3 separate regions of the Homo sapiens genome follow, and regions 1 and 2 are each linked to region 3. A link is an interaction called in ENCODE POLR2A ChIA-PET data of the cell type or tissue named here. Cell type or tissue: GM12878. All regions are shown on one strand. Each heading gives the region's core, and the rest is flanking DNA. Links, peaks and the distances in the headings are about the cores only. Region 1 overlaps BLM (BLM RecQ like helicase). Region 2 overlaps IQGAP1 (IQ motif containing GTPase activating protein 1). Region 3 overlaps CRTC3-AS1 (CRTC3 antisense RNA 1).

What was found. Peaks named below come from ENCODE experiments on the same cell type or tissue, not always from the same donor. Only the 100,000 strongest peaks of a DNase experiment are listed, where the experiment ranks them.
Region 1: POLR2A ChIA-PET joins it to region 3 with 6 read pairs; 3 of 35 experiments call an interaction of 5 or more read pairs at or near these places.
Region 2: POLR2A ChIA-PET joins it to region 3 with 5 read pairs; 1 of 35 experiments calls an interaction of 5 or more read pairs at or near these places.

The regions. Positions count from the first base shown.
Region 1 is chr15:90,777,724-90,780,223 of GRCh38, forward strand. The region is part of intron 12 of BLM (BLM RecQ like helicase); the gene reads left to right. Among named protein-coding and RNA genes, the nearest start is that of BLM, 62 kb to the left of the region's middle. In GM12878, for the core only: no CTCF peak of the experiment used is centred there; no DNase peak of the experiment used is centred there.
Region 2 is chr15:90,416,651-90,424,081 of GRCh38, forward strand. The region is part of intron 2 of IQGAP1 (IQ motif containing GTPase activating protein 1); the gene reads left to right. Among named protein-coding and RNA genes, the nearest start is that of IQGAP1, 32 kb to the left of the region's middle. RefSeq lists an enhancer at 3,119-3,168. In GM12878, for the core only: no CTCF peak of the experiment used is centred there; a DNase peak (open chromatin) is centred at 3,241; H3K27ac peaks cover 1,961 bases.
Region 3 is chr15:90,693,350-90,700,780 of GRCh38, forward strand. All of the region lies in intron 2 of CRTC3-AS1 (CRTC3 antisense RNA 1), which reads right to left. Among named protein-coding and RNA genes, the nearest start is that of CRTC3-AS1, 20 kb to the right of the region's middle. In GM12878, for the core only: no CTCF peak of the experiment used is centred there; a DNase peak (open chromatin) is centred at 3,946.

The DNA of each region.
Region 1 (2,500 bases), core at 1-2,500, 82 kb after region 3:
ATTTAGTGGGTTGCTTTTTTTCTGTATTTTCACAGAATTGTACAACCATCCCCAATATCTAAGTTTACAGCATTTTTATCACCCCAGCGAGAAACCTGGTACCCATTAGCAGCTGCTCCGCATCTTCTCCCTCTTGTTTGTGCCCGGCTTCTTTCACTGAGCGTAGTTTTCAAGGGTCATCCATGTTGTAGCATTGGTCAGTAAGTACTTCATTCATTTTTATAGCTGAATAATATTGCAGTGTATCAGTATTTTGCATTTTATTTATCCATTTATCAATTGATGGGAACTGTCTGTAACTAGGTATTTGGTAATTCCAAACATCTTATTTTCCAACAGGCAGAGTAAGATTTGTTACATGTAATAAACTCCAAGGGTCTATTAACTTTTTCATTATAACAAATTGTGTAAATATTGCTTTCAGTTAGTTACCCACAGTCCTTTTGCAGTAGAGATAGTTGTCTTGGTTTTAATTGGATTCATGATCTACAACTTTATGTTCTAATCTCATGTCATTTTTATTATTTTTAGTAAAAGTAATTTGTTTGACTAAATTAACTGGTAAACAGTTCTGAGCTTTTTCAATTGTGTCTACAAATTTTAAGAAATTCAGATTATGTGCCAGATGTTTTTAGTAACAGCTTTGTTGCGGTATAATCCACATACCATACAATTCCCATATTTAAAAAGTACAATTCAAAGTTTTTAGTATATTCAGAATTGTACAACCATTGCCAGAGTTTTAGAACATTTCATCACCCTCCAAAAACACCCATGCCCATTGCAGTTCAATCTCCTTTTCCCCTCACATCCCCATCCTGCCAGCCCTAGGCAACCACTAATCTGCTTTCTATGTATAGATTTGCCTACTCTGGGTATCTCGTGTAAATAGAATCATCCAATATGTGATCTTTTTTGTGACTGTCTACTTAGCATAATGTTTTCACGGTTTATTGGTGAATAATATTCCATTGTAGACGTCTACGACATTTTATTCATCAGTTGATATTGGGTTGTTTCCATTTTTATTTTTTACTATTATGAATAATGCTGGTATAATCATACATGTATAAATTTTTGTGTGGACATATGTTTTCATTTCTCTTAGGTATATGCCCAGGAGTGAAATTATTGGGTCATATAGAAACTCTATGTTTAACCCTTTCTTTTTTTTTTTTTTGAGACGGAGTCTCACTCTGTAGCCCAGGCTGGAGTGCAGTGGTGCGATCTTGGCTCACTGCAACCTCCACCTCCCAGGTTCAAGTGATTCTTCTGCCTCAGCTTCCTGAGTAGCTGAGACTACAGGTGTGCGCCACCACGCCCAGCTAATTTTCGTATTTTTAGTAGAGATGGGGGTTTCCCCATATTGGCCAGGCTGGTCTTGAACTCCTGACCTCATGATCCGCCCAACTCAGCCTCCCAAAGTGCTGGAATTACAGGCATGAGCCACCGTGCCCAGCCTATGTTTAACGTTTTAAAGAACTGTCGCACTGTTTTCCAAAGTGGCTGTGCCATTTTACATTTTCACTAGCGATGTATGAGGGTTCTAATTTTTTCATATCCTCACCAACACTTGTTTTTGTCTCTCTTTTTGACCCAAAGATTTTTTTAAATTAATAAAACACTTTTCTGAAAATAAATATATTTTTTTAATGTGGGAAAAAGCAATAAGGCCATTGTTATGCCCAGTCACCATAGCATTCCTATCGGTGGAGAGACTCATGCACCGTTTCCAACTTAAGCCCAAATCAACTCAAATGCATTTTAAGATTTTCTTCATCATTTGTATTCCTAGACAATTCTTTAATCTACTACCTTTTTTGCCACAATCTGCTACACATTCTGCCTTTTCAAGCACTAAAAGGACTCTAGGAGTTTTTTGCAAAGAAATGCTGTCATAAGAGTGGTGGTATCAAAGTATTGTTTAACGGTAGTCTCAAAGACTTTCAGGGTAATGCATTCTGTGATTATAGAGATGAAAGAAACAACATCATAAAGTGAAGGTCATCTTCATTCCCACCACCTTATTCTCAGTATATCTGAAATCAGAACATCCTAATAAGGACCAAAATACTTTGTTCCTAGTTATTCTTCACCCTTAACAGAAATAAGTAAAACACCGAAAGATATGAGGCCCTCCTACCAAGGATTTCTAGTGCTTTAATTAAAGAAAATTTCACCTACACTCATACTATTTTTCAGTTTGCTTTGTTTGGTGTCCTGGAGGTTTTTACATCCTGGAACAGTGCACAGTGGTAAAATTCAGAATGGATGAAAAGTAGGATTGGTTTGTTTGTTTTCAGGAAGTGAGGCAATCGTAAAAGGGAAAAATGGGAAAGGCGAAACAAGCAGGATGTCTTTTTTTTTTTTTTTTTCTTTTTAGACAGAGTCTCACTCTTCGCCCAGGCTGGAGTGCAGTGGTGTGATGTCGGCTCACTGCAACCTCCGCCTCTCAGGTTCAAGCGATTCTCCTGCCTCAGCCTCCTGAGTAGCTGGAATT
Region 2 (7,431 bases), core at 2,150-4,649, 280 kb before region 3:
CACTGCAGGCTTCACCTCCCGTGTTCACGCCATTCTCCTGCCTCAGCCTCCCGAGTAGCTGGGATTACAGGTGCCCGCCACCACGCCCAGCTAATTTTTTGTATTTTTAGTAGAGATGGGAGTTCTCCGTGTTAGCCAGGATGGTCTCGATCTCCTGACCTCATGATCCACCTGCCTTGGCCTCCCAAAGTGCTGGGATTACAGACGTGAGCCGCTGTGCCCAGCCTGTTTCTTAACTTTTTAATGATCACTATTCTAACTGGTGTGAGATGGTATCTCGTTGTGGTTTTGATTTGCATTTCTCTGATGGCCAGTGATGACCATTTTTTCATGTGTCTGTTGGCTGCATAAATGTCTTCTTTTGCAAAGTGTCTGTTCATATCCTTCCCCTACTTTGTGATGGGGTTGTTTGTTTCTTTTAAATTTGTTTGAGTTCTTTGTAGATTCTGGATATTAGCCCTTTGTCAGATAAGTATATTGCAAAAATTTTCTCCCATTCTGTAGGTTGCCTGTTCACTCTGATGGTAGTTTCTTTTGCTGTGCAGAAGCTCTTTCGTTTAATTAGATCCCATTTGTCAATTTTGGCTTTTGTTGCCATTGCTTTTGGTGTTTCAGACATGAAGTCCTTGCCCATGTCTATGTCCTGAATGGTATTGCCTAGGTTTTCTTCTAGGGTTTTTATGGTTTTAGGTCTAACATTTAAGTCTTTAATCCATCTCGAATTAATTTTTGTATAACGTGTAAGGAAGGGATCCAGTTTCAGCTTTCTACATATGGCTAGCCAGTTTTCCCAGCACCATTTATTAAATAGGGAATCGTTTCCCCATTTCTTGTTTTGGTCAGGTTTGTCAAAGATCAGATGGTTGTGGATATGTGGTATTATTTCTGAGGGCTCTGTTCTGTTCCATTGGTCTATATCTCTGTTTTGGTACCAGTACCATACCATGCTGTTTTGGTTATTGTAGCCTTGTAGTATAGTTTGAAGTCAGGTAGCATGATGCTTCCAGCTTTGTTCTTTTGGCTTAGGATTGTCTTGGCAATGCGGGCTCTTTTTGGGTTCCATATGAACTTTAAAGTAGTTTTTTCCAATTCTGTGAAGAAAGTCATTGGTAGCTTGATGGGGATGGCATTAAATCTATAAATTACCTTGCTCAGTATGGCCATTTTCACGATATTGATTCTTCCTATCCATGAGCATGGAATGTTCTTCCATTTGTTTGTATCCTCTTTTATTTCATTGAGCAGTGGTTTGTAGTTCTCCTTGAAGAGGTCCTTCACATCCCTTGTAAGTTGGATTCCTAAGTATTTTTATGCTGTTCCTTTATGTTACATGTCTCCTTTTCCCATTTTTCACTATTGGAAATAGAATTTATTTGAGCAAAGCCTAGTTCAGATATCATCTCCTATTGTAGCTAGCTGTTAAAGCATAACTGTTACCAGAGAGTAATTCCCTTGAAGGTGCTGACTGGTATTCAGCACAACGTTATACCACTGATAAGTGTTCCACACAGTAGTCAGTTCGAAATGTTTCCTGAATGAATACGTGGGTGTCAGAATAGACACCTTTTTTTTTTTGAGGAATTGACTTAAAATACTTAGGAAAAAAACTTTAAAAAATAGAATAAATATGAAAAGGTATAAGAATTACTATGTAGGCTGAGCAGAGTGGCTCAAGCCTATAATCCTTGCACTTTGGGAGGCTGAGGTGGAAGGATCCCTTGAGCCCAGGAGTTGGAGACCAGCCTGAGTAACATAGGGAGTTGCTGTCTCTACAAATAATTTTAAAAATTAGCCTCGTGTGGTGGTACACACCTGTGGTCCCAGCTACTCAGGAGGCTGAGGTGGGAGCATCACTGATCCCAGGAGGTTGAGGCCACAGTGAGCCGTGTGATTGGGCCACTGAACTCCAGACTGGGTGGCAGAGCGAGACACTGTCTCAAAAAAAAAATTAAAAGACTGTAATTAAAGATAGCCTTTTGTATAAGCATTCATTTTTGTACTAATTGTATCAGCTTCACCAATGTGTAATACTAGGCCTCTCCCTTAGTGCTTGATAGAAGTAAGGGTTGTTAATGAGGTTATATATTGTGGTGTGGGATACTTCAGGAAGCCCAATTTCAGAACTTGAGCATTTGTAAGGGAATGTTCAGTAGGTCGTAACTGTTGTTATTGTTGAAGGAGGAAGTATCCTGTAGCAATTAAGAGTATCAGCTTCATACTGGTTCGTGGCTCACGCCTGTAATCCCAGCACTTTGGGAGGGTAAGGCAGGTGGATGGCTTGAGCCCAGGAGTTTGGACCACCCTGGGTAACATGGTGAAACCCTTTCTCTACAAAAAAAGGCAAAAATTAGCCGGGTGTTGTGGCACATGCTTGTGACCCCAGCTTCTTGAGAGGCTAGGTAGGAGGATCCAGAGGATCGCTTGAACCCTGAAAGTCAAGGCTGCAGTGAGCCATGATCACACCACTACATAGACTCTGTCTCAAAAAAGAAAAAAAAAAAAAAAAGCCAGAGTATGGGCTTCAGAATCACACCAACTTGGGTTCAAGTGAGAGTTTACTTGCCAGATAATCTTGGAATATACTTTTTGGAACCCACAGTTTATCTGTAAAATAATTACAATAATACTTCAGAGGTTGTTGCAAAGATTGAGATAATAATGCATGTAAAGTATTTGGCTTCATGTCTGCCACATGGTGTGAAGATTATTTTTTAAGTGTCATTTATATTGAAAATGAGTCATTCTATGTTACTTCTTTCCTGTTTAGTACTTGTGTTTCAGATCTGACATCACCTTTTTAAAAATTTTGCATTTGAGTGAGATTTGCTAAAGCAGTTCTGGGGTTAAACTTGAAGAGAAAATATTGAATATTTATATTTAATATCCCATGTGAGAGGAGAGATTAAGAACCCTGTTGTCTGCTTGTTACATCTCTTGTGAAAAACATAAAAAATATAAGAGTTTTGTTACTGAACTCTACTTGTGGTTTTGGTCGAGTCTATCATGAAGGTATGTTGTGGAGATTAGTGCAAATAATGATTTAAATATGGAATTATAAAGTTTAGCAGCTCTATATTCGGGGAAAAACGAGTCTCTGTTGATTGAAAAAGCATAATAAAATAATTTATTCTGAGGCTTTGTGGTTATGCAGTGTCAGAATGAAAAAGATGATACTCCTGTTCCATTTCAGGCTGGTCAGACCATACCTGGAACACAGTGTTCAGTTGGAGAAAGTTCAGAGATGAGCAAAAGACGTGAGGGGGCAGAGATGATGTCTAACACTGCTAATATAATACCTGGTAACGTTTTGAGTACTTACTCTGTGCCAGGCACTGTTCTTAGTATTTTATATGTACTATCATCTCTTTAATCCTCATAAACATTCTGTGGGTAGGTGCTATTATTATTCTGTTTTTATGACTAGTGCTTGAAGGAGCTGGAATCATTTTACTTATGGAATTGTCAGCATGTGACTCATCATGAGGGGATAGGAGGAAAGGCACAAATATTTTTTTCAATACCCAGCCAAGCACTGTGCTAGCTCTATTTCACTTGCAATCTTATTTAATCCTCAATGACAAACCTTGGAAGATCCTGTTAGCCTTTTTTAACAAATGAAAGAACTGGTCAAGTGGCTTGCTGTCTTTCTCGGTAAGTGCGAGAGACAGGACATGGAACCAGATCTTTCCAAGTCCATGGCCAGTGCTACTCACATTATGCTTTTATTTTTACGTTCTCTTGCTCCAGGAGGCAGCTTAGGGTGCCAGTAGAGAATTGATGCCGGCTTAGCAAAAACCTTCTGACTACTGGAGTCCAGAAATGAACTAGGTTACCTTGAATGTTTGATTCTCTGTCAGTATTCAGGCTCAGCCTGCTTCCTGATTTGGCTGAGATGTTTTGGGAACATCAAATTGGGGATGGAGTAGAACATGTGAGGGGAGTGGAGGAATTGAGATGGGCTGAAAGATCTTTAATGAGCCTTCCATCCTTGAGATTCTATGATTATTGCTAGGACAGGGTTAAATATGAGAATTGGTGAAAAGTTGTGTTGGCCAGTGATTTTTCTTTTGTGCATAGATTGATTGATTTTGAGACAAGAGTTTCACTGTCGCCCAGGCTGGGAATGCAGTGGTATGATCACTGCTCACTGCATCCTCAAACTCTCAGACTCAGGCAACCCTCCCACCTCAGCCATAGTTTTATTTTTAAATGTCTTTATAGGCCGGGCACAGTGGCTCACGCCTATAATCCCAGCACTTTGGGAGGCCAAGGTGGGCGGATCACTTGAGGTCAGGAGTTCAAGGCCAGCCCGGCCAACATGGCGAAACCCCGTCTCTACTAAGATGTACAAAAACTAGCCGGGTGTGCTGATCCCAGCTACCCAGAGGAGACGGGAGAATTGCTTGAACCCGGAAGCCAGAGGTTGCAATGAGCTGAGATCGTGCCATTGCACTCTAGCCTGGGCGACAAAGCGAGACTCCATCTCAAAGAAAAATTTTTTTTAATAAAGTCTTCATAAAGCTAAATTTATAAAAAAGCTAGAGGCTGGGCGTGGTGGCTCATGCCTATAATCCCAGCACTTTGGGAGGCCGAGGCTGGTGGATCACCTGAGGTCAGGAGTTCAGGACCAACCTGGCCAACATGGTGAAACCCCATCTCTACTAAAAATATAAAAATTAGCCGGTTGTGGTGGCACAAGCCTGTAATCCCAGCCACTTGGGAGGCTGAGGCAGGAGAATTGCTTGAACTTGGGAGACGGAGGTTGCAGTGAGCTGACATCATGCCACTGCACTTCAGCCTGGGCAACAGAGCGAGACTCCGTTTCAAAAAAAAAAAAAAAGCTAGAGATATGGTTTAGCAGCTCTATATTTGGGGAAAAAAGGAGTCTCTGTTGATTGAAAAAGTGTAATAAAATAATTTAAGCTGAGGCTTTGTGGTTATGGAGTGTCATAATGAAGAAGGTGATAGTCCTGTTCCATTTCAGGCTGGTCAGACCATACTTGGAACACAGTATTCAGTAGGAGAATGAATTCAGCCAGGTTTGTTTGTTTGTCTTTTAAGACAGAGACTTGCTCTGCTGTTGCCCAGGCTGGAGTGCAGTGATGCAATCTCAGCTCATGCCTCAGTTTTCCAAGTAGTGGCTGGGATTGCAGGCATACTCCACCACACTTGGCTAATTTTTGTATTTTTTGTAGAGACGGGGTCTCACCCTGTTGGCCAGGTTTTTCTCCAATTCCTGACCTCAAGTGATCCACCCGCGTTGGCCTCCCAAAGTGCTGGGATTACAGGCGTGAACCACTGCACCGGTTCTAAATATTTAAGTTTTATAAGAAAGGTTTTGTGTCTAAGTTGAGAATCACTGGTGGATTTAGTTAAGCTAAAATACCTTTAATTATTAAAAAGTAGGCAGAATGTGGAGAGATACCAGCCTTTTTCCTTCTTGGTATTTCTGCGATTTTTCCCTTTTTAGACAGCCTGTGGAGCTCAACCCCTTTTGGCTTTTCAGGTGATATAGTGAGAGCAAGAGTGATACTGTGAGGAGGATTCTAAACCTAGCAATCAGTCTTGTTATTCCATCTTTGCCACTAGCTATTGGATGACCTTGGATCAGCCTCATTCTTATTTGTAAATGGGAGGAAGTGCAAATAGATTATTAGCCTCTGAGCAGGCTTGTGGCCAGTTAGATTCTTTTTCAATGTTTATATTTTTAATTTTGGAGTTGTACTTCTAAGGACCTTTACTAAGGAATTAATTCTAAATAAAGAAGAACACCGTGCACAAAGATATTCCTTGCACTATTATTTAATGGTTGAAAACATTTAGAAATGACATAAATGTCTAAGATAGGTGACTTATTAAGGACTTGGTTAAATTTTTATGTAAACTTAAAGTCTTCAGAAACTATATAATAACATGGAAAATATAAACATTTCAGAAATGTTTAATAATTGTCTCATTCATATATATATATATATGTATATATATATATGTATATGTATATATATATATGTATATATATATATATATATAATTTTTGAGACAGAGTTTGTATATATAATTTTTGAGACAGAGTTTTGCTCTGTTGCCCAGGTTGGAGTATGGTGGCACGATCATAACTCACTGCAGCCTTGACCTCCTGGGCTCAAACGGTCCTCCTGCTGCAGCCTCTCAAGTAGCTAGGACTACAGGCATGTGCCACCACGCCTGGCTAATTTTTAAATTTTTTGTAGAGACAGGGTCTGGCTGTGTTGCCAGGCTGGTCCTGAACTCTTGGGCTCAAGCAATCCTCCTGCCTTGGCCTCCCAAAGTGCTGGGATTACAGGCGTGAGCTACTGTGCCTGGCCATTTTTAGATATATATTATATTAAAAACAAACAAAGGGATTTTCCCTAGAAGTGCATTTGCTTCCTGGCTCTCAGGTTTTCTGATTCTGTGATTTAGTAGAAGAAGGGGAAATCTCATGTGAGCTGTAGAGAAAGACTGAAAGAAGTGTTTGTTGTGTCATCTTGGAATTCGAGTAGAATCCAAACTTCTGCTAACATTAAAAATGTTAACATGGCACTTTACTTTTCAAAGCAGTTTGGTCCTGATTTGTTCGTTTGTGACAGGGTTTCACTTTGTCACCCCAGTTAGAGTGCAGTGCCACCATCTCAACTCACTGCAGCTTCTACCTCCCAGGTTAAAGTGATCCTCCTGTCTTAGCCTCCCAAGTATCTGAGACTATAGGTGCACACCACCACACTGGCAAATTTTTGTATTTTTAGTAGAGATGGGGTTTCGCCATGTTGTCCAGGCTGGTCTGGAACTCCTGACCTCAAGTGTTCGGCCTGCCTTGGCCTCCCAAAGTGCTGGGATTACAGGTGTGAGCCACTGCATCCTACCTAGTCCTGATTTATTTTATAAACAAACCAGGTGATACTCCATTGTGAAATAGCTCAGATTGGTGGGCAAGCCACATATGTGGTGAGGTGACTTGGAAGGCAGCTTCAGGTTTGAGCAGTTGTTTAGAAACAATGTATTTTGCCTCCCTGTTTATTCTAGCTCATTCTTTCTGTTTAATAACTTTCACCAAATCACAGTTGGCCTTTCTTCTCTGACCTGACACCTGTGTTATATAAAGAGCATTCTACCCAGCTATAGGAAACATCTAAGTCAGGACTGTTTTATAGCAGTTGGACTAGGGAAAGGAAATATAAAGAATGCTGGGAGATGTTACCATGGGCTCTCCTTTTATTTTTGTCTAGAAATCTCAGAAAAGAGGAAAACCTAAATACCTCTGGTAACTGGCTCTGATTCAAGGCAAAAGTATCTACTGTGCTCTTTATCCGTAGTTTTCCCTGTGTGTTTACTTCATTTTAAAAAGAAAAATAAGTAACTTTTTTTTTTTTTGGTACTGTTACGTGCTTGAGGGCCATTTTTGGCTTAGGCTGA
Region 3 (7,431 bases), core at 2,624-5,123:
CATGCCTGGCAGATATTTCAAATTTGAGTAGGAAAACTTTTAACAACTCTTTGATGATGACAGTGTAGTATATTTTGTATATGGTGATAGTTCTACACATCTCTAAACATATATTTCTATTTATGTGATCAGTATTTTTTCATCTGGATGAAATTAACAGAATAATACTGTTGTGAATCATGCCGTTCCATTATCTGTCAAAAAATGGCAGAGACAGGCCAGGTGCAGTGGCTCATACCTATAATCCCAACACTTTGGGAGGCTGAGGCAAAAGGACTGCTTGAGCCCAAGAGTTCAAGACCAGCCAGGGCAACATAGTGAGACCCCCATCTCTACCAAAAAAAAAAAAAAAAAGGCAGACATGATAGTACTGTGGTCTACAATGGAACACACTGGAACATATCCATAGCATCTAATGACTTTTATCAAAAGTCCTTCATTCATCATACCCCCTTTATTTCACATGAGCCATTCCAGGAATCATGTGAACAAGAAGAAGATTCTTGAGTGCCATCAAGTGGCCATTTGGGGAAAACCACAGGTGATCTGGGTGTAAGACCATCAGCCTCTACATAATTTCCTCCCTGAATTTGGGGTCTGGTTTTGGAGCAGAGAAATGTTAAAAAAAAAAAAAAAGTTGTCAGAGGAACCTAGTTGGAGGTTGAGGATGAAACCAAAGCCATGGCCTGAGAAGGGAGAAAATGGCTGAAGTAGCCAAAGATTATTTTTTTAAAGACTTTATTTTATTTTATTATTTTTTTTGAGATAGAGTCTCACTCTGTCACCCAGGCTGGAGTGCAGTGGTGCAATCTCGGCTCACTGCAAGCTCCGCCTCCTGGGTTCAAGCGATTCTCCTGCCTCAGCCTTCCGAGTACCTGGGATAACAGGCGCGCGCCACCACACCCAGCTAATTTTTGTAATTTTAGTAGAGACAGGGTTTCATCATGTCAGCCAGGCTGATCTCGAACTCCTGACCTCAGGTGATCCACCTGCCTTGGCTTCCCAAAGTGCTGAGATTACAGGTGTGAGCCACTGTACCCGGCCAGACTTTATTTTTTTGAGAGCAGTTTTAGGTTCATAGCAAAATTAAGAGGAAGGCACTGAGATATCTCATATGCCCCCCCAACACATGCACAATCCCCCCCATTAACAACATCCCCCACCAGAGTGCTACATTTATTACAACTGATGAACCTACATTGACACATCATCACTCAAAGTGTATAGTTTATATTAAGGTTCATTCTTGTTGTTGTACAATCTATGGACAAATGGAAAAATATATAGGACATGTGTCCACCATTATAGTATCATACAGAGTATTTTCACTGCCCTAAAACTCCTCTATTCTCTGCCTATTCATCCCTTCCTGCCCTCAGCCCCTGGCAACCACTGATCTTTTTACCATCTCCACAGTTTTGTCTTTTCCAGAATGCCATATTGTTGGAATAATACAGTGTGTAGCCTTTTCAGACTGGCTTCTTTCACTTAGCATTATGGAATTAAGTTTTCCTCATGTCTCTTTACGGCTTGGTAGCTCATTTCTTTTTAATGCTGGATAATATTCCATTGTTTGAATGTATCACAATTTATCCATTCACCTACTGAAGGACATTTTAGTTACTTCCAAGTTTTGGCAGTTATGAATAAAGCTGCTATAAATACCTGTGCAGGGTTTTGTATGGACATAAGTTTTCAAAGCCAACATTGGATCATATGGCAAGAGTAGGTTTAGTTTTGTAAGAAACTACCATACTGTCTTCCAAAGTGGCTATGCCATTCTGCATTCCCATCAGCAATGAGAGTTCCTGTTGCTCCACATGCTTGCCAGCATTTGATGTTGTAAGTGTTCTGGACTTTGGCCATTCTAATAGGTATGCAATGACATCTTATTGTTGTTTTATTTTGCTTTTCCCTGATGAAAGGGAAATGTGGAGCATCTTTTCATATGCTTATTTGCCATCTGTTTATCTGCTTTGGTAAGGTGTCTGTTAAGGTCTTTGGCATATTTTTGGGTTTGCTTTTGTTTTTTGAGACAGAGTCTTGCTCTATTGCCCAGACTGGAGTGCAGTGGCACAATCATGGCTCACTGCAACCTCCGCCTCCTGGGCTCAAGCCATCCTCCCATTTCAGCCTAGCAAGTAGGTGGGACAACAGGCCTGCACCACGACACCCAGCTAATTTTTATATTTTTTGTAGAGACGAGGTCTCACTATATTGCCCAGGCTGGTATTGAATTTCTGGGTTCAGGCAATCTTACTGCCTCAGCCTCCCAAAGTGTTAGGATTATAGGTACGAGCCACCATGCCAGGCCTTTGACTCATTTTTTAATCAGGTTGTTTGTTTTCTTATTGTTAAGTTTTGAGAATTCTTTGTATATTTTGGATAATGGTCCATTATCAGATATATCTTTTGCAAACATTTTCTTCTAGTCTGTCTTGTCTTTTTGTTCTCTTAAGAGTGTCTTTTGTAAAGCAGAAAATTTTAATTTTAATAAAGTCCACCTTATTAATTCTGTCACGGATCATGCTGCTGGTGTTACATCTCAACAGTCATCACCGACTAACTGCAACCTCCACCTCCCAGGTTCAAGCAACTCTCCTGCTTCAGCTATCTGAGTAGCTGGGATTATAGGCATGCGCCACCATGCCTGGCTAATTTTTGTATTTTTAGTAGAGACAGGGTTTCACCATGTTGCCCAGACTGGTCTCTAACTCCTGACCTCAGGTGACCTGCCCACCTCCAAAAGTACTGGGATTACAGGCGTAAGCCACCGTGCCCGGCTGGAACATCTCATAACACTTCTTTAGAAGATACTTGGAAGGCATGTAAAAGTCATTAATCTAAAAACATTTGGAAATTTATTTCTCCTCATTGTTTTCCCATAAATGTGAACAACCCAAAAGTTATAGATGGGCCAGGAGCAGTGGTTCACGCCTGTAATCCCAGCACTTTGGGAGGCCAAGGAAGGCAGATCACTTAAGGTCAGGAGTTCGAGACCAGCCTGGCCAACACTGCGAAACCCCGTCGCTACTAAAAATACAAAAATTAGCCAGGTGTCATGGCGCATGCCTGTAATCCCAGCTACTCAGGAGGCTGAGGCAGGAGAATTGCTTGGACCCTGGAGGCAGAGGTTGCAGTGAGCCAAGATCGCACCACTGCACTCCAGCCTAGGCGATAGAGCTAGACTCCGTCTCAAAAAAATAAAAATAAAAAACAAAAGTTATAGGTGGAATAAAAAAAATTGACAGATTTATTAGGAGAGTAGACGTTTTGATAAAAACAATCAATTAATCACCTATCAGAACGTCAGACAAAAATCAAAATGGGCACATTACACCACTTCATGCTCTAAAACCAATGAACAGACTCATCTACATGAAAGATGATAGTAAAATGTCTTTAAGGATAGTAAGGGTTCATTCAGGTGGGCAGTAATTGCAACAGTTGCAAACCCAAGTATTAGTCAGGGTCCTGGCGGAAAAGAGTTGGCAAACGCAAGAGAGAATTTTTTTTTTTTTTTTTTTTATGAGACGGAGTCTCGCTCTGCCACCCAGGCTGGAGTGCAGTGGCGCAATCTCGGCTCACTGCAACCTCTGCCTCCCGGGTTCACGCCAATTCTCCTGCCTCAGCCTCCCGAGTAGCTGGGACTACAAAAATTTTTTGTATTTTTAGTAGAGACAGGATTTCACCGTGTTAGCCAGGATGGTCTTGATCTCCTGACCTCGTGATCCGCCTGCCTCGGCCTCCCAAAGTGCTGGGATTACAGGTGTGAGCCACTGCGCCCAGCCAAAAGAGGATATTTAAGAGATGCTAATGAAGCAATTACTTACTAAAGTATAGGTAGGGTTCAGGGAACCACAAAGAATGAAACTAGCAACAGAAGGAAACCACCACCACACTTTTTAGTTGAGAGGGCAAAAGGAAGGAGAGGTTCTTGAAATCTGATGTATAGCTACAGCACAAAAGCCACCTGACAGGGGTTATGACCTTGGGCAAAGGATGCAGCCACCAGTGAACCAGGACCTGGCTCTGTACTCCCACCCTTTGATCTGTTGATACATGTCACAGGCCAAACCCAGCCTCCTGATTGACAGAGAGAAATGAGTCTGAAGGACCAATCAGAAAAAGATCTAGTACATCCAACTTCAATTTGGCTTTAAAAAGTTAGGGCATTTTGGCTGGGCATGGTGGCTCATGACTGTCATCCCAGAGCTTCGGGAGGCTGAGGTGGGAGGATGGTTTGAGACCCGGAGGTTGAGGCTGCAGTAAGCTATGATGGCACCACTGCACTCCAGGCTGGGTGACAGAGCACAACACCATCTCAAAAAAAAAAAAAAAAAAAAAGCCTCGCATGGTGGCTATCAAGTCTGTAATCCCAACACTTTAAAGAGGCCAAGGAAGGAGGATCACTTGAGTCTAGCATTTTGAGACCTGCCTGGGCAACACGGTGAAACCCCATCTCTACAAAAAATACAAAACTTAAAAAGAAAAAAAAAATCAAAAATTAGCCAGGCAACACATACGTGTGGTTCCAGCTACTCTGGAAGCTGACGTGTGAGGATCACATGAGCCTGGGGAGGTGGAGGCTGCAGTGAGCTCCAGCCTGGGTGACAGAGTGAGACCCTGTCTCAAAACAAAACAAAACACAACAAAACATACAAAATTAGTCGGGCTCCCCCTTGAGCCCAGGAGTTGAGGCTGGAGCAAGCCATGATGCGGCCACTGTACTCTATCCTGGGCAACAGAGTGAGACACTGTTTCTGAAAAAAAAAAAAAAAAGTTAGTCCGGGTGCAGTGGCTCACGCCTGTAATCCCAGCACTTTGGAAGGCCGAGGCGGGTGGATCATGAGGTAAAGAGATCGAGACCATCCTGGCTAACACAGAGAAACCCCGTCTCTACTAAAAATACAAAAAATTAGCCAGGTGTGGTGGCAGGCGCTGGTAGTTCCAGCTACTCAGGAGGCTGAGGCAGGAGAATGGCGTGAACCTGGGAGGTGGAGCTTGCAGTGAGCTGAGATCACGCCACTGCACTCCAGCCTGGGCGACAGAGTGAGACTCCATCTCAAAAAAAAAAAAAAAAAAAGTTAGGGCATTTTATTATTTCATTAAACAACATTTCCTGAAGTAGGGCAGCTAAGCCCCATGGTTGGTGGATTTGCTGACGTTGTGAAGGGCCCTCAGTCTTTCTGTCTTTCTCTTCATTCCATCCTGATCACAAGAAGGCTGCTGCAGCTCCAGATGCCACAGTCAGCCTCAGCAAGGATTAGCAAAAGAGAATGAGTCTTCCTGGGGGTCTCTTTTAAAGAATGAGGAAACTTCTTGGAAGCCTCCCCATGAAATCTGTCTCATGGGCCAGAACTGTATCACATGTCCATGCTGGGCCAATCCTCATCCAGGGAAAAGGTACCCAGCTAATCAAGATTTGCCCCTGAGCTGGGGAAGGTGTTGGTTGGCGGAGGGGAGCATAGATGTGCCTACAAAAACCAAGATTCTGCTAACGGAAAAGAGGGAAGAAAGGCTTTGTGAAGGCAAAGGTGTATGAAAAAGACTGCAAGACAATTGTGAGGTTTTTAGTAGACTGGAGGTAGAATAAAGATGTTGGAGGCTGGGCACAGAGGCTCGTGTCTGTAGTCCCAACACTTTGGGAGGCTGAGGTGGTAGGATTGCTTGAGGCCAGGAGTTCAGAGACCAGCCTGGGCAACATAGACTCCATCTCTACAAAAAAATACAAGCAGGCAGCCAGGCGCCGTGGCTCACACCTGTAATCCCAGCACTTTGGAAGGCCGAGGTGGGTGGATCATGAGGTCAGGAGATCGAGAACATCCTGGCTAACATGGTGAAACCCCATCTCTACTAAAAATACAAAAAATTAGCCGGGCGTGGTGGCGGGCGCCTGTAGTCCCAGCTACTCGGGAGGCTGAGGCAGGAGAATGGCGTGAACCCGGGAGGCCGAGCTTGCAGTGAGCCGAGATCGTGCCATTGCACTCCAGCCTGGGCCACAGAGCGAAACTCCGTCTCAAAAAAAAAAAAAAAAAAATACAAGCAGGCATGATGGCTCACACCTGTAATCCCAGCACTTTTGGAGGTGGGTGGATCACTTGAGGTCAGGAGCTTAAGACCAGCCTGGCCAACATGGCAAAACCCCGTCTCTACTAAAAATACAAAATTAGCCGGGCGTGGTGGCAGGCACCTGTAATCCCAGCTGTTCAGGAGGCTGAGGAAGGAGAATTGCTTGAATCTGGGAAGCACAGGTTGCAGTGAGCTGACATCGCGCCACTGCACCCCAGCCTGGGCAACAGAGGGAGACTCTGTCTCAAAAAAAAAAAAATTACCAGGATGGTGAAGTGCACCTCTAGTTCCAACTACTCAGGAGGCCGAAGTGGGAGGAAAGCTTGAGCCTGGGAGGTTGACGCTGCAGTGAGCTGTGACTGCGTCACTGCACTCCAGCCTGGGTGACAGAGCAGGACCCTATCTCCAAAAAAAAAAAAAAAAAAAAAAAAAAAAAAAAAAGATGCTGGGTTTACTGGGAGGCAAAGCATAAGGGTAATATGACCAGCAGAGATGAGTAAAATGTAATATTTACATATTCGACAGTTGATAGGAATTGCATTTTGGTTTTTAGAAGGAGTGCTGAGGTGGAGCAGCCCCATAAAGAGGGACACCAGGATGAAAACACAAGAAGCCTCTACCAAGACAGCTGTCCTGGCCACAGAACACAGGCTGGAGGCAAAGCAGGTATTTTCCAGCGTAAGAAGAATGATCACAGGCACTAGGGCGTTGTCTCCATTAGTCTGTGTTTGTATAATGAAGGTTGTTTTTTTTAATGGAAGAGTGAACTGCTTACTGTAATCAGGGATACCTAATGCTAGGACTCATTTAAGGGAAGAAAAAGCCTTTTAGATGTTAAGACCAAGGTAATCATTTGACATTGCTAGCTTGAGTTAGATGTAGTAGATGTTTTGTATCTGAAGTATATTTTAGTATTTACTGTCAGCTAAGGCCAGACATGTCCAAGAAGCTATGCATTTGTGAACTTGTGGTGAGCCCAGGGCCCTTGAAGATACCTACTTCTCTAGAAGAAAATGAGTGTCTCTTACTGATTTGTCATGTTCAAGTAATGGACTTGGAACAGACATAATTATGATTTATTTTAATAGCTTTGTGGCCCTTTTGTACACAAGAAGGAAGGTAGATTAAGAAATCTCTTTTGGCCAGCCACAGTGGCTCACGCATGTAGCCCAGCACTTTGGGAGGCCGAAGTGGGTGAATGACTTGAGGTCAGGAGTTCAAGACTAGCCTGGCCAACATGGAGAAACCCAGTGTCTACTAAAAATACAAAAATTAGCTGAGCATGGTGGCGTGCACTTGTAATCCCAGCTACTCAGGAGGCTGAAGCAGCAGAATTGCTTGAACCCAGGAGGCAGAGGT